2 separate regions of the Homo sapiens genome follow, and region 2 is linked to region 1. Evidence: chromatin contacts called from ENCODE Hi-C or POLR2A ChIA-PET data. All regions are on one chromosome and are shown on one strand. Each heading gives the region's core, a stretch centred on a gene start or an enhancer-like site at or near the end of the contact. The rest is flanking DNA. Distances are from core to core; before and after follow the strand shown.

Region 1 (5,228 bases), core at 574-3,073:
AAAAGAAATAAAATATAGGTTGTCAACTCCAGATAGTTTAGGAATTAGTATTTAATACTACATAAGCCACCAAAAAATATGCCATCTGCTCCATAAGTCACCTTTTTCAAAGCATGTTCTCAGAAATATTTTATGAAGCAAAGGTTCATGGTCAAATCTGGGAAAAGCTGGACTCAAGCCATCTCTTGGCAATGTGTCATATTAAAGCATGGAGTCACATAGTACAACATTAACTGTGATTAACCTGGCCTTCCAACCTTGCTCAGCCATGGAATCTCTTTTGCTTTAACATTCCAGGGATCCCACTGTGGGTGCCTTCGCTGAGCACCTGGCCAGTGATGCCTCTATTCTAGCAACTGGTTCATCCTGCCCCGTTTTGTGGTTCAGTGTCCGCATCTCTTCCTTGAACTGCAAAGTCTTTGAAAACAGGGCTGGGCGTGGTAGCTCACACCTGTAATCCCAGCACTTTGGGAGGCCGAGGTGGGTGGATCACTTGAGGTGAGGAGTTCGAGACCAGCCTGGCCAACATGGTAAAACCTCGCCTCTAATAAAAATACAAAAATTAGCTGGGTGTGGTGGCATGCGCCTGTAATCCCAGCTACTCGGGAGGCTGAGGCAGGAGAATCACTTGAACCTGGGAGGCAGAGGTTGCGGTGAGCTGAGATCGTGCCACTGCACTCCAGCCTGAGTGACAGAGTGAAACTCCATCTCAAAAAGAAAAAAAAAAAAAGAAGAAGAAGAAGAAGAAAACAGAGGCTGTGGCTTAGTTACCTTTGTTTCCCCACAGCACTTAGTTCACCACTGAACCAATGACCAAAGGCTCACTGGGGCACTCAAAAGTCAGGAAGTATGAACAGGGAAACAGGGACAACTGTGATGGGAATTTTTTTGCCACTTATTAAGTTTTCACCTATGTTCACTAGAACGCAAAAAAAAAATAAAGATCTGTGTACAAGGCTATCAATATCTCCATCAACAAGGCCTCAGTTGGACCCCCCCCGCCACCCAACCCTGAGCCTACCCTAGAAAATTTTCCTTCCTTACCAATAATGGAAAGAAAGAAAGGCATATTAACATTTCTAGCCCTGGCGTGGAGGCTCATGCCTGCAGTCCAAGCACTTTGGGAGGCCAAGACAAGTGGATCCCTTGCCCAGGAGTTTGAGACCAGCCTGGCCCACACAGTAAAACCCTGTCTTACCAAAAACACAAAAATCAGCTGGGTGTGGTGGCATGCGCCTGTAATCCTAGCTACTTGGGAGGCTGAGGCATGAGAATTGATTGAATCCGGGAAGTGGAGGTCACAGTGAGCTGGGATGGTGCCACTGCACTTTAGCCTGGGCAACAGAGTGAGACTCTGTCTTTAAAAAAAAAAAAAAAATTTTCTGGCTTACTCTGCCTACCCACCCTCTCCCCAGTAGGACCTGCCTTCACACCCCTGGTGTCTGAAGGGCTGGCTGCTCTTGAACTAGGAACTTGCATCAACCCTCCCTCAATTTCTGCAGAGCAGCCACTGGTCAGGAGCTTCCAGCACTCCTCAGCAAATCCTCTGGTACCCCAACCAGCCCCTGCAGCCCTGATACACCCAACATTGCTCTCATGTCATAATAACCACAGAATAACAAGGTTGCCCTTTTCTTAACTCACACTGCTCCCCTTTCTCCAGAGGGCCCAATGGTTGATGGAGAACAAAGTAATGATGCTTTACTTTTGTAGGGTGTAGCTGCTACTGCAGCTGTACTAGCCTCCAAAATGAGAAATAGATCCTGTAGAACCCTCTCCAGGAACTAGCCTCGGCAGCTTCTCTGAGACTGAGTCATCTTCCTTTATGATGCTTAGAGAGTACTGGCATCCAGATCTTTTTTTCTGAGACAGGGTCTCGCTCTGTCACCCAGGCTTGAGTGCAGTGGTACGATCATGGCTCACTGTAGCCTCAACCTCCCAGGCTCAAGCAGTAAATTTTCACCCAGTAAATTCCACTCCTCACCCTTCTATGTGTCCACGAGCCTAATCTTTCCTGGTCGTGTGACAAGAACATGGTTTTTTTCTATAACAGCACAATGAGTCATTCTTCCTCCCACTCTTCCCTCTTCACCTGGTCTTTTAAAGCAGTGCTTTGCAAAGTGTATCAGTTACCTGTAACTTGCTAAACACGGATTCCAGAGCACTAAACCCCCAGAGATTCTGACCCAGTAGTTCTGGGATGGGTCCCAGATGTCTGCATTTTTAACAATTTCTCCAAGAGATTTGGATGCTGGGCCAGGCCTGGTGGCTCAAACCTGTAATCTCAGCACTTTGGGAGGCCAAGGTGGGCACCTTGCTTGAGCTCAGGAGTTTGAGACCAGCCTGGGCAACATGGCATAACCCCTTCTCTATTAAAAATACCAAAAAATTAGCCGGGCATAGTGGCATGAGCCTGTAGTTCCAGCTACACAGGAGGCTGAGGTGGGAGCCTGCTAACAGGCTCTCCACCTCACTGACTGAATCCCAGCTCACTACACAGGAATACGAAATGCTAGGCTCCCCCCTGCTGCAAATAGCATGAAATTTCCAAGGCCCCACCCTGTTCTCCCAGTGCTCAGGTGGACATTACTCAGAAAGAATCCGTCGGGAAAGAGCGGGCTTCATTCGGGACCAGCAGTCTGGTTTTTCAGTTTTCAGGCTGTTTTAGGCTTAAGGTGGGGTTTCACCAGGGGCAGGAGTTGGCTGCCTCCTGTCTCCATCAGTGCTAGGCAGAATAATGGCCTCCAAGAGATGTTCATGCCCTGATCCTCAGAACCCATGAATATGTTACCTTACATGGTGTGATACTGTGATATAATAAGATATACATTTTGGTCTTCATCCACAGTTCTTGCCTTATAGCTCCTAAAACCCTTATAATTTCCTAAGTGATTAGAGCAATAGGAATATCTTTTATTATAAGATTTGGTCTTTTGTCCTTGGTTCCTGGAACAGCCCTGGACCAATAAAGGTGAAAAAAAGTCTTGTTATTTAATAACAAGCCCCTTTCAACCACATCTGAGTTTATGTTAATAAGGTGATTTCTGGAAAGCTACTAGATAACCACCACAGGATCGGGGGCGGTTGCTAGGGGGCACAAATCATGTGATTAGAGGGTTAGAACCTTCAGCCCGACATCCCAACCTCTGGGTAGGGAAGAGGGACTGAAGATTGAATTGATCACCAATGGCCAGTGATTTAATCTAGCGTGCTTCTGTCATGCAGCCTCCATAAGAACCTCAAAGGACAGAGTTTGCAGAGCTTCAAGGTTGGTGAGGAAGAACATGTTCACATGCCAGGAGGGTGGTGACCCCCAACTCCATGGGGACACAGCTCCTGCTCCACACCCCTGCCCACATGCCTTGCCCTGGGTACCTCAGCTTCTGGCTGTTCATCTGTATCCTTTGTAATATCCTTTACAGTAAATGTGTTTCCTGAGTTCTGTGAGCTGTTCTAGCAAGTGATTGTACCTGAGGTGGGGGTCACAGGAACTGCCAATTTGTAGCTAAGTCAGACAGAAATTGTGGGATTACCTGGGGACTGAGAAAGAAAAGAAACTTTTTATCTGAGGGATGCGGGCCCCCTTTAAATTATCAAGCCTAGGGAGGCATTGAAATGAGACATTTCATTTCAGGGGTCACATCTTACCCCTCTGCCCTTGAACTAAGTAATCATCTCCGAGTTGCTTGCTATGAGGGCTCTAGACTGACGCCACAAATAGCTATAAATTAACGTAACAATGCCATACACTGGATACCATAACCCATACCCTGTAGTTCAACAAAGTATAGCCAATCTCTCATCAATGTTACTTCCGTAAACCAAGGAGAATTCTTGAAAACAATTTTTATAATCGCCCCTCCTCTGAGTCATCCTTTTTTCTTTAAAAGCTGAAGCCTCTCTTTTGTTCTCCAGAGGACTTCCCAGTGCTTCCCGGGCTGCAGTCATCAACTTATCCCAAAGCAATTCTCTACCTGTGTTAATTTGCCTCAGTTTCTTCCTTTAGGTCAACAGGACCTACTACTTGCAATTGGCGTTTGAAGTGGGCAGGGGCAGTCTGGTGGGACTGAGACTTCAACCTGTGGGATCTGTGCTAACTCCAGTTAGTGTCAGAATTGAATTGATTTATAGGACATCCAGCTGGTGGAGAATCGGTTGGTGTGGGGGGAAAAAGAACTACACATGTGGCCACAGAAGTGGGCTGACTATGAATACTAGAGAGGAAACAGGAGTTTCACATGGCAAAGAGGACATTGCACATGGGATTAAGAATCTTAAAGTGAGGAAGTTCTCCTGGATTACGAGATGAGCCTGATATAGTCACAAGGGTCCACAAAGGTGAAAAACGAGTCGGGAGAGTGGAACGGAGCCATGAGCCCAGGAAGGCAGCTGGAGAGACAAGGGAACCAATTCTCTCCTAGAGCCTCCAGAAGGAGCGAAGTCCTGCCAGATGGCAAATATTTTAAGCTTTGCAGCCATACGGTCTCTGTCACAATGATTCAACTCTGTCCTTGGAGCACAAAGGCAGCTATAGACAGTTCACAAGTGAATGGCTGTGTTCCAATAAAACTATTTGTAGACACTGAAATTTGAATTGCATATAATTTTTTACAAACTGCAAAACAGTATTCTTGTTTTAATTTTTTCCGCAACCGTTAAAAAATATAAAAGTCATTCTTAGCTTGCGGGTCACACAAAAACACGTCATGGGCTGGGTCTGGCCTGTAGGCTGTGGTTTGCTGACCATCCCCGATACCGTATATACTCTTTTGTGTCTGGCTTCTGATTCAACACAATGTCTAAAATTCATCCAGGTCGTTTACATTAGTAATTTACATTGCTGTGCAGTATTGTTGGCTATGCCACAACTGTTTATTCATTCACTTGTTGAAAGACAGGTCCAATTGTTTACCTTGTCTTTATCATAACCATCATTAATTACTGAAATATTAAGCATATGCTCTAAAAATGTCCAGAAAGAAAAGCAAAAATTATAGCAGCATAGGTGTTTAACATTTTTTTCCAACTTTGTGTATTTCCAAATTTCTATGTTTTCCTCCAACTTTCTACAATTCACAATTCTTTATACTTGTATAACCTGAAAATGCAAACCAATCCTATAAAACAAGTCAGAGTATTTCCTAGTTTATTTAGACATTCAGAGTTGCACCTGGCACCACTCAAAAGCATGAGCCCATAGCTGACCATAAGGATAATCCTGGCAGAGA
Region 2 (5,497 bases), core at 2,804-5,303, 150 kb before region 1:
GCCGAGACACTTTAACTAAACTATCTGCTTCCCTGACTATTCCTGGACTAAGGCTACATCTCATTGCTGCCCTTCTTCCCAATCCAAAGCCTCCTTTGCGTCCTCCTCTTGTATCCCCCCACCTTAACCCACAAGTATAATATACCTCTACTCCCTCCTTGGTGACCGATCATGGACCCCTTACCATCTCATTAAAACCTAATCACCCTTACCCCGCTCAATGCCAATATCCCATCCCACAGCATGCTTTAAAAAGATTAAAGCCTGTTATCACTCGCCTGCTACAGCATGGCCTTTTAAAGCCTATAAACTCTACTTACAATTCCCCCATTTCACCTGTCCTCGAACCAGACAAGCCTTACAGGTTAGTTCAGGATCTGAGCCTTATCAACCAAATTGTTTTGCCTACCCATCCTGTGGTGCCAAACCCATATACTCTCCTATCCTCAATATCTCCCTCTACTACCCATTATTCTGTTCTGGATCTCAAACACGCTTTCTTTACTATTCCTTTGCACCCTTCATCCCAGCCTCTCTTCGCTTTCACTTGGACTGACCCTGACACTCATTAGGCTCAGCAAATTACCTGGGCTGTACTGCCGCAAGGCTTCACAGACAGGTCCCATTACTTCAGTCAAGCCCAAATTTCATCCCCATCTGTTACCTATCTGGGCATAATTCTCATAAAAACACACGTGCTCTCCCTGCTGATCGTATCTGACTAATCTCCCAAACCTCAATCCCTTACAAAACAACAACTCCTTTCCTTCCTAGGCATGCTTAGTGCGGTCAGAATTCTTACACAAGGACCAGGACCGCACCCTGTAGCCTTTTTATCCAAACAACTTGACCTTACTGTTTTAGCCTAGCCCTCAAGTCTGCGTATGGCGGCTACCACTGCCCTAATACTTTTAGAGGCCCTTAAAATCACAAACTATGCTCAACTCACTCTCTACAGTTCTCATAACTTCCAAAATCTATTTTCTTCCTCACACCTGACACATATACTGTCTGCTTCCCGGCTCCTTCAGCTGTACTCACTCTTTGTTGAGTCTCCCACATTATTCCGGATACCACACCTGACCCTCATGACTGCCTCTCTCTGATCCACCTGACGTTCACCCCATTTCCCCACATTTCTTTCTTTCATGTTCCTCACCCTGAACACACTTAGCTTATTGATGGCAGTTCCACCAAGCCTAATCTCCACTCACCAGCAAAGGCAGGCTATGCTATAGTATCTTCCACATCTATCATTGAGGCTACCGCTCTTTCCCCCTCCACTACCTCTCAGCAAGCCGAACTCATTGCCTTAAGTCAAGCCCTCACTCCTGCAAAAGGACTAAATGTCAATATTTATACTGACTCTAAATATGCCTTCCATATCCTGCACCTCCATGCAAGAGGTTTCCTCACTACACAAATGTCCTCTATCATTAATGCCTCTTTAATAAAAATGCTTCTCAAAGCTGCTTTACTTCCAAAGGAAGCTAGAGTCATTCACTGCAAAGGCCATCAAAGGGCATCAGATCCCATCGCTCAGGACAATGCTTATGCTGATAAGATAGCTAAAAAAGCAGCTAGCATTCCAACTTATATCCCTCACTTTCACTTTTTCTCCTTCCCCTCAGTCACTCCCACCTACTCCCCTGCTGAAACTTCCACCTATCAATCTCTTCCCACACAAGGCAAATAGTTCTTAGACCAAGGAAAATATCTCCTTCCAGCCTCACAGGCCCATTCTATTCTGTCGTCATTTCATAACCTCTTCCATGTAGGTTACAAGCCGCTAGCCCGTCTCTTAGAACCTCTCATTTCCTTTCCATCCTGGAAATCTATCCTCAAGGAGATCACTTCTCAGTGTTCCATCTGCTATTCTACTACCCCTCAGGGATTGTTCAGGCCCCCTCCCTTCCCTACACATCAAGCTCAAGGATTTGTCCCTGCCCAGGACTGGCAAGTTGACTTTACTCACATGCCCCGAGTCAGAAAACGAAAGTATCTCTTAGTCTAGGTAGACACTTTCACTGGATATGTAGAGGCCTTTCCTACAAGGTCTGAGAAGGCCACTGCGGTCATTTCTTCCTTTCTGTCAGACATAATTCCTTGGTTTAGCCTTCCCACCTCTATACAGTCCGATAGCAGACCGGCCTTTATTAGTCAAATCAGCCAAGCATTTTTTCAGGCTCTTAGTATTCAGTGAAACCTTTATCTCCCTTACAGTCCTCAGTCTTCAGGAAAGGTAAACGGACTAAAGGTCTTTTAAAAACACACCTCACCAAGCTCAGCCACCAACTTAAAAAAGACTAGACCATACTTTTACCACTTTCCCTTCTCAGAATTCAGGCTTGTCCTCGGAATGCTACAAAGTACAGCCCATTTAAGCTCCTGTTTAGACGCTCCTTTTTATTAGGCCCCAGTCTCATTCCAGACACCAGACCAACTTAGACTGTGCCCCAAAAAACTTGTCATCCCTACTATGTTCTGTCTAGTCATACTCCTATTCACCGTTCTCAACTACTCATACATGCCCTGCTCTTGTTTACACTGGCAGTTTACACTGTTTCTCCAAGCCATCACAGCTGATATCTCCTGGTGCTATCCCCAAACTGCCACTCTTAACTCTTAAAGTAAATAAATAATCTTTGCTGGCAGGACTATGCTGAATCTCTTTAGGCACTCTCTAATTAAATGTCCTAGGTCCTCCCAATTCTTAGACCTTTAATACCTGTTTTTCTCCTTCTCTTATTCTGTTTAGTTTTCCAATTCATACAAAACTGTATCCAGGCCATCACCAATAATTCTAAATGACAAATGTTTCTTCTAACAGTCCCACAATATCGCCCCTTACCACAAAATCTTCCTTCAGCTTAATCTCTCCCACTCTAGGTCCCCACACCACCCCTAATCCCGCTCGAAGCAGCCCATTATCTCTCCATACCATCCCCCAAAATTTTCGCCATCCCAACACTTTACCACTATTTCGTTTTATTTTTCTTATTAATATAAGAAGACAGGAATGTCAGGCCTCTGAGCCCAAGCTAAGCCATCATATCCCAGATGGCCAGTTCCTGCCTTAACTGATGACATTCCACCACAAAAGTGAAAATGGCCTGTTCCTGCCTTAACTGATGACATTCCACCGCAAAAGTGAAAACGGCCTGTTCCTGCCTTAACTGATGACATTATCTTGAGAAATTCCTTCTCCTGGCTCATCCTGGCTCAAAAGCTCCCCTACTGAGCACCTTGTGACCCCCACTCCTGCCCATCAGAGAACAACCCCCCTTTGACTGTAATTTTCCTTTAACTACCCAAATCTTATAAAACGGCCCCACCCCTATCTCCCTTTGCTGACTCTTTTCGGACTCAGCCCGCCTGCACTCAGGTGATTAAAAGCTTTATTGCTCACACAAAGCCTGTTTGGTGGTCTCTTCACACGGACACTCATGAAAGTTTCCACACTTTTTTTTCAGGAGAGAAATCCCCCTTTTCAATCTAAATTATGCATGAAACTCCATTATGTCAAATGGGAAATATGGTATGAATATCAATGACTAATTTACATTGATAACATTTACTTATTATAAAGTCAGTGCATAGGAACAATGGGATTAATTTGGAAAGCCCACAATTTGGATAAGTAAGGAGATAACTGCAGCTGCAGCTTCACGGTCAGATTTGTTCTGCTGCTGCATCTGGGTTGCGCAGGATGGAGGAGCCCAGGCTTGCCCAGTGAGGTGGTGGCGGGGTTTTTAGCAGCTTGCTTCACACTCTGGGTGGCCTTGCACTGACGGCGGCTGCACGAGCTGAGTTACCCTGGGCAGACGGCATGGAGGCCGAGGGGCTCCCAGTGTCCGTGTTTGCTATTGAAGGCTGGAGAGTGTTTTAAGTGTTTGCATATATTTTACTCATAAAATCGGGTATCTGTGAGTCTGAAGCACCTCTGAGAGTTCACAGGATGCAGTTCAGAAACTGCCACAAAGGAGGGAAGTGGTGGTTGCTGAGGAGGGGCCCCAAAGACCTGCTGTGTTTCCATGGCAACAGAAGTTTGCTTTTCATGCTAGTGTAGAGGCTTGCAGGTGGGTGGCCCAGAGAATGGGCCAGCTCTGGGTCTGTCTTCCCCTACCTGGGGCCTCTTCAGTGGCCTGGCTGGAAGCCAGGCTGAGCTCAGCACAGGGCAGTGGCACAGGGGGTGCCTCAGGCCGGGGTTAAGGGGGCCTCCTTCAGGAACACACTTGTTCTCCCTCTGGGTCCGTCTGCAGACATCCAGCTCTGGCCCTGCCCTGTCATCCCAGCAGCCCGCAGTGGGGTGGTCCTAGGCCACGCCCAGAAGACAGCCAGGCCTGGGCGTCTTCACCGGGCTCCATCACTAATCTCCCTTCCACTTGGCTTTCTCCTCCGGTCTCCCCGCTACACTGTCCTCAAAGATTGGGGGTTCTATTGCCACGGGCCTCCCTATTACAGAAAACCCCACAGATGCTGTAGTCTTCCAGAGCCTGGCTGAGCAACAGTTTTCTGCCACTCTTGTGGGTAATGAGAAAACCTGGCAGAGGTGTGCCCAAGGGATGGCACCCCCCCTCAGCCTTCCTCCCTACCTCCCCAAGAGCAAGGCCAGGGAACGGGCTGGTTGTGGTGGGGGATGTGAGCAGATGGCCGTCGGCCTCATCTCCCAGTGCCCCTTGCGGCCACCGGTGCCAACACCCTTTCCTGGGGCCTCAGGTTGCCAGGATGGCTCCCCTGGCTCCCTGCTCCTCCCCCATGGGTGCATCCTTCCCTCCTCTCACATCTTTGCTTGGATCCACCTGGCTGTAACTGCTCTGGGAGCAGGGGTGGTGGGTACACAGTTTGGGTTCCACAAGGCCCCTGGGTTGAACAGCTCCCAGAGAGCCTGGATTAGAGAAGACAAACATACCCTACAGCTGTGTTCTCCAGGACCCATAATGCTTAGCTGTTAGAACATGGGGTGGCCACTGTTGGGCTGTGGGTTGCCATTTTGGGTTGGTGTAATTTTTGCTCTTTCAGCTACTGAGGTGCCTAGACATAGGTCCTGAATTGACTTTTTCTTTTCTTTTTTTTCTTTTTTTTTTTTTTTAGACAGAATCTTGCTCTGTTGTCCAGGCTGGAGTGTGGTGCTGTGATCTTGGCTTACTGCAACCTCCACCTCCCAGGATCAAGGAATTCTCGTGCCTCAGCCTCCTGAGTAGCTGGGACTACAGGCGTGCGCCACCATGCCCAGTTAATTTTTGTGTTTTTAGTACAGATGGGGTTTCACCATGTTGGCCAGGCTGGTCTTGAACTCCCGACCTCAGGTGATCTGCCTGCCTCAGCCCCGCAAAGTGCTGAGATTATAGGCATGAACTGCTGAACCTGGCCCTGAATTGCTTTTTAAAAAATTATGGTGGCCAGGCGCGGTGGCTCACGCCTGTAATCCCAGCACTTTGGGAAGCCGAGGCGCGTGGATCACGAGGTCAGGAGATCGAGACCATCCTGGCTAACA

The links. Hi-C counts contacts between places; a loop is a spot of excess contacts on that map. ChIA-PET counts read pairs that join two places held with the same protein, here RNA polymerase II (POLR2A). Pooled maps may share reads with other maps.
Region 2: a loop to region 1 is called in a map of heart left ventricle, with 2.6 times the contacts of the local background. The contact joins two enhancer-like sites. A Hi-C loop is called at or near these places in 2 of 168 maps with a recorded cell type or tissue (heart left ventricle and heart right ventricle) and 5 of 50 pooled maps. POLR2A ChIA-PET finds 5 or more read pairs at or near these places in 6 of 52 experiments (CD4-positive, alpha-beta memory T cell, IMR-90, WTC11 and 3 more).

Annotation. Positions count from the first base shown.
Region 1 is chr3:32,310,631-32,315,858 of GRCh38, reverse strand. All of the region lies in intron 1 of CMTM8 (CKLF like MARVEL transmembrane domain containing 8), which reads right to left. Among named protein-coding and RNA genes, the nearest start is that of CMTM8, 75 kb to the right of the region's middle. Within about 2 kb of position 1,823, at least 5 of the 41 ENCODE cell types and tissues checked have a DNase peak (open chromatin) inside an H3K27ac peak, as active enhancers do.
Region 2 is chr3:32,458,892-32,464,388 of GRCh38, reverse strand. No RefSeq gene overlaps it. Among named protein-coding and RNA genes, the nearest start is that of CMTM6, 41 kb to the left of the region's middle. RefSeq lists a silencer at 2,978-3,272 and an enhancer at 3,664-4,374. Within about 2 kb of position 4,053, at least 12 of the 41 ENCODE cell types and tissues checked have a DNase peak (open chromatin) inside an H3K27ac peak, as active enhancers do.